2 separate regions of the Homo sapiens genome follow, and region 2 is linked to region 1. A link is an interaction called in ENCODE POLR2A ChIA-PET data of the cell type or tissue named here. Cell type or tissue: IMR-90. All regions are shown on one strand.

Region 1 (2,500 bases):
TCCCATCAGAGGTGGCTGGAACACAGTTGTGAGGGTGTTATCTTTGGAGCCTCCTCCCTTTTCCCTCCATGGGCATCACACCAGGCTCCCCCCTAGGTTTACTCCAGCAGAGCCTGGTCTCAGCCTATTGTTTATGACATCTCTTTGGAGACTTTTGGGAAGGGTGACACCCAAATTATCTTATTAAAGACTTTATTTTTATTTTTATTTTTTGAGGCCGAGTCTCATTCTGTTGCCCAGGCTGGAATGCAGTGATGCGATCTCGGCTCACTGCAGCCTCTGCCTCCCAGGTTCAAGCAATTCTCGTGCCTCAACCTCCTGAGTAGCTGGGATTAAAGGCGCCCACCTCCATGCCCAGCTAATTTTTTTATGTTTTTAGTAGAGATAAGGTTTCACCATGTTGGCCAGGCTGGTCTCGAACTCCTGGCCTCAAGTGATTCACCCACCTCGACCTCTCAAAATGCTGGAATTACAGGTGTAAGCCACCGTGTCTAGCCCCAAATTATCTTTTGATAGATATACCCCAACACCCCGAAAGGGAAAGAAATTTGTCCAAGGCCATGTGCTAATAAGTGGCAGAGTCAAGACTGGAATTCTCCTCTCCTCTATCCCAATCCAGGGGGCTTTTTCCCAGGCCTGGGTGAAAATTCAACTTCACCCTGTGCAGGAGGCAACAGGAGTCTTTGCATTATCTAGGCAAAGACTACAGCTTTGGAGGCAGCTGGGCCTGTCACTTACTAACTCTTTGACCTTGGGGTAATAATTTAATTTTTCAAATCCCAGTTTCCTCAGGCATAAAAGTGGGCATAATACCATCTATCTCAAAGAGTTATTGTGAGAATTAAATTAGATGGCATATAGAATTTTACATTGGGAGGAGGTATGGCATTTTGTTGAGAAGACGGGCTTGGGTTTGAACCTTGGCTTTGTAATTTCTTGGTGGTATAACCTAGGGGGAATTATTTGACTTCTGAGAGAAAGACCTCAGTTTCCTTATACGTAAAATGAGGATAATAATAACTGTACTTCATTTATAGGAATAAAGGAGATAATGTGTAGCCAGTGCTCAGCAGGGTGCCTGGCACATGGGGAAACTTCTGCTCTTATGGATGATCACACTATGTCAGGCGCATGGCAGACTTCCAGAGAATGTTAGTTTCCGGTTTCCTTTGCGAGCAAATACTATAAACAGGATAATGGGAAACACATTTTAACAACGAGAGACAGACAGAGAGAGAGAAACGTTTTCTGGGACTTTAGGGCAACTTAGGCAACCACTGTTCCTAATTACCAGCTCTGTCGTGTTATTTGTGTTTGTGCTTCTCTCCTGCACTAACCTACGAGCACCCTCAGGGTGGAGTCATGGCTATTTATCTTTGCTTTCCCAGCAGGCAAACAGTATCAGGTACATAGTGGGCGATCAAAAATGTGTGCTGAATCATTGTCATAATTGGCTTTTTAGGAAAAATAATGGAAGCAGTACATGAAAAAGGAAATGCAAAGTAGCATGAATATGTATTTGGTGGAATGTAAATATAAGATAGTAACATCCTAGAGAGCTTTCTGTTTGTCAGGGACTGTGAGTGTGTAATGATGTGTTCAGTTCTGGCCACAAATCCTACAAGGTGTGTACTATTATTATCCCCATTTTATGGATAAAGAAATTGGGGCACAGAGAGGTTAAGAAACTTGTTGGAGGTTATATAACTAGTGAGCAGTAGAACTGCATTGGAATCCAGGTGGCTTGGCTGCAGAGACTGGTCTTCTAACCAGTATTCTGTACTCCCCTCCTTACGATTAAGCACTAAATTAGCCTCGGGCAGTTGTGAAGGTTAAATGAATGTAAACCACAATGCCCATCACATAGTGAATGCCCAGTAACCATTAGCTCTTTACCAAAAAAGTCCCACCTACCCACATAGCTCAGGCCACCAGAGATCTGGCAAGCTTGTAAGGCCAGAGGGATTAATTCTGCACAAGTGTTTGCAATAGTAACAGGGATTCCTTTAAAAAGCAGTTTTGCTGACTAATTAATTAACTGAACTCCCCTTGCACCTTCTACTTCCGTCTCTGCGCCTGTAATCCACACCATCTGGCAGTACAATTCTTTGTGTGGATATCTGTCTCTCCAACAGGACAGAAGAGATCTGATCATGTCTTATTAATTTTTCCATTTCCTGCCGTGCCTAGGACAGTGCTTGGCACAAAATAAGCATTCCATAAATAGTTGTGGAATTTTTGAGCTAAATTAAATATTCACAGTGGAAAAACAGGAATGAAATAGTCCATGAAAAGGCAGAAAGTAATCTGTAGCATCACAGTGCCAATGATTTATAAGATTTGATGCCTCCTTTTCATTAGGCAAATAATATATGTCCATGGTAGAAAAATGAGAAAATATAGATAAGCAAAGAAGAAAATGTTGAAATTGCCAATGATTCCGTTGTTAACACCTTAGTTTCTTTCTTTCTACTTCTCTTTAATGATAGGCAAACTCTTA
Region 2 (2,500 bases), 1.1 Mb after region 1:
TTCAACCCTGAGTGAAACGTTTATCCTGTCTTTATGAGGCTCACAGTCTGACAGCAAATAATTACAATTTAAAGGAGACTGTGATGTAATCCTTGAGAGAAGGAAACGTAATGTGATTAATTCCTGCTCAATGGAGTGGTGTGACAAGAGATGATATTCAACCTTGATACTGAAGGACAGGTAAGACTGAATCCTTTACTGTTTTTTCTTTTTTTTTTTTTTTTTTTTTGAGATGGACTCTCACGTCTCACTCTGTCGCCCAGGCTAGAGTGCACTGGCGTGATCTCAGCTCACCGCAACCTCCGCCTCCTGGATTCAAGTGATTCTCCTGCCTCAGCCTCCCAAGGTGGGACTACAGGGACGCGCCACCACGCCTGGTGGCTGATTTTTGTATTTTTGGTAGAGACAGGGTTTTACCATGTTGGCCAGGCTGGTCTCGAACTCCTGACCTCGGGTGATCTGCACACCTTGGCCTCCCAAAGTGCTGGGATTAGAGGCGTGAGCCACCACACCCAGCCTTTTTACAGTTTCTAAGCACTTGCATGAACATCAGTGAATTTCATTCTAATAAGCATGCTATCAAGTGAAATGAGAAAGATGGTACTGGAAATAAGGTTCAAGGTGATTTTTCCATGAATATGATTTGTATCTGTGTCACCACCCAAATCTCATGTTGAATTATAATCCCCAGTGTTGGAGGTGGGGCCTGGTGGGAGGTGATTGGATCACGGGGATGGATTTCTTATTAATGGTTTATCACCATCCCCTTGGTGCTGTCCTCACAATAGCGACTGACCTCTCGAAAGCTGGTTTTTTAAAAGAGTGTGGCACCTCCCCCTCCCTCTCTTGCTCCTGCTTTCACCAGGTGATGTACCTGCTCCCCCTTCCCCTTCTGCCATGATCGTAAACTTCCTGAGGCCTCCCCAGAAGCTAAGCAATGTCAGCACCACACCACCTGTAAAGCCTAGAGAACAGTGAGCCAATGAAAGCTCTTTTCCTTATAAATGACCCACTCTTAGGTATTTCTTTATAGTAATACAAGAACAGCCTAATACACCCATGATCATGTAAGTAGGCAAGGAAGAAAGGGGCTGAAAACACAATAGCTAGGAAAAGAGAGTAGATGTTAGTTGTCGTCTAACTAGAAAAGGAGTTGGTCTTAGAAATTAAAGTGAGGAAGGGGTGATTCTCAAGTCCCAAGATCCTGATACAAGGGCATCTCCCACGCTCTTCTCACTGGAAGTTATTGCCTCATCCCTCTCTCCCACTCTGGCTTCTTTCTGCAGCCCCTGGTTCCCTCAGTTCTGGAGACTCGAAGTCTATAATCAATGGTTGGCAGGATTGGTTCCTTCTGAGGGACATGGGAGAAGAATCTGCTCCAGGCCTCTCTCCTTGGCTTGTGGATGACCACCTTCATGTCATCTTCCTTCTACATGTGTCACTGGGTGCAGATTTCTCTTTTTTATAAGGACACTAGTCATATTGGACTAGGACCCACTCCTGATGACCTCACTTTAACTTGATTACCTCTGTAAGGACCCTATTTCCAAGTCCCATTTTGGGGTGCTGGGGGTTATGACTTCAACATATGAATTTGAGGGGACACTATTCAACCCACAATACTAAGCAAAAATTTCATCTACTCTCACAACACCCAATGATCCCCGGCTCCACCTGTTTCACGGAAAGGTAGAACTAAGCCCACGCATGACAAGCTGCCTGTCCACTGGTGCTATAGCGAATCCTCAGCAGGAGCCAGAAGCTGACCCAGCACACGGACTCCCAGCCCAGAGTGGTCACCACAGGCTCCTGTAAAGCCAGAAAGCAGAGGCTTCGGAACAGGAGTCTGAGCCCATCCAATACCATGTGGTTTGCTCAGGGAATCTTTTATTTACTTTAAAATATAGACATATAGAGAGCTGCATGTTCTCCAACATATGTGAAACAACCTCGGTTCAGATGATCTGCAAAACCCCAAATTGTCCCCATTAGGTTCCCAGGAACTTCTTTGCTGACCACTACTGGACCTCAAACCCCATGGCCTGGATGGCCTCCAGTGAGTCATTCCGGTCACTCCAGAGTCTGAAAATCCATCACATGACCCCCATTCCTGCCCCTCCTTGGCCACATCAGCAGAGCTTTCTAAGTCCATGCTCAGTTCAAATTCAAAAATAATGCTCTTTCCTTTTTTCAAAATCCTGCATGATCTTCTGGATAATCCTATCCTAGGTCTCCCATGGGTGACCTGACAATACAGGGGAAGGAATTTAGATTGGAGGCTAGGGAGAACTCCAAATGCACCCAGCATAGCTTAGCAAGCTTAGTACCTCTGTCTTGGCCACTCAAGCAGCTCTGATCAACCCCTGGGTTGAAATTCAGGAGACTTCCTGCGGCCGTGCTGGTAGGAGATTATTGGTTATGGAAATTCTGAAGCTACACCTGGTTCTCTCTGTGGCTCAACTGAATATCTAAGTAATGAACTCAACTTCCTGTGGATACC

Evidence for each region. Peaks named below come from ENCODE experiments on the same cell type or tissue, not always from the same donor. Only the 100,000 strongest peaks of a DNase experiment are listed, where the experiment ranks them.
Region 2: POLR2A ChIA-PET joins it to region 1 with 10 read pairs; 1 of 35 experiments calls an interaction of 5 or more read pairs at or near these places.

What each region holds. Positions count from the first base shown.
Region 1 is chr2:216,595,229-216,597,728 of GRCh38, forward strand. It overlaps LINC01280 (long intergenic non-protein coding RNA 1280), which reads right to left. Exons shown (of 4, transcript NR_110392.1): 3 at 1-15. Among named protein-coding and RNA genes, the nearest start is that of LINC01280, 10 kb to the right of the region's middle. In IMR-90, no CTCF peak of the experiment used is centred here; a DNase peak (open chromatin) is centred at 1,153; H3K4me3 peaks cover 194 bases; H3K27ac peaks cover 158 bases.
Region 2 is chr2:217,729,939-217,732,438 of GRCh38, forward strand. The region is part of intron 2 of DIRC3 (disrupted in renal carcinoma 3); the gene reads right to left. Among named protein-coding and RNA genes, the nearest start is that of DIRC3, 59 kb to the right of the region's middle. In IMR-90, no CTCF peak of the experiment used is centred here; no DNase peak of the experiment used is centred here.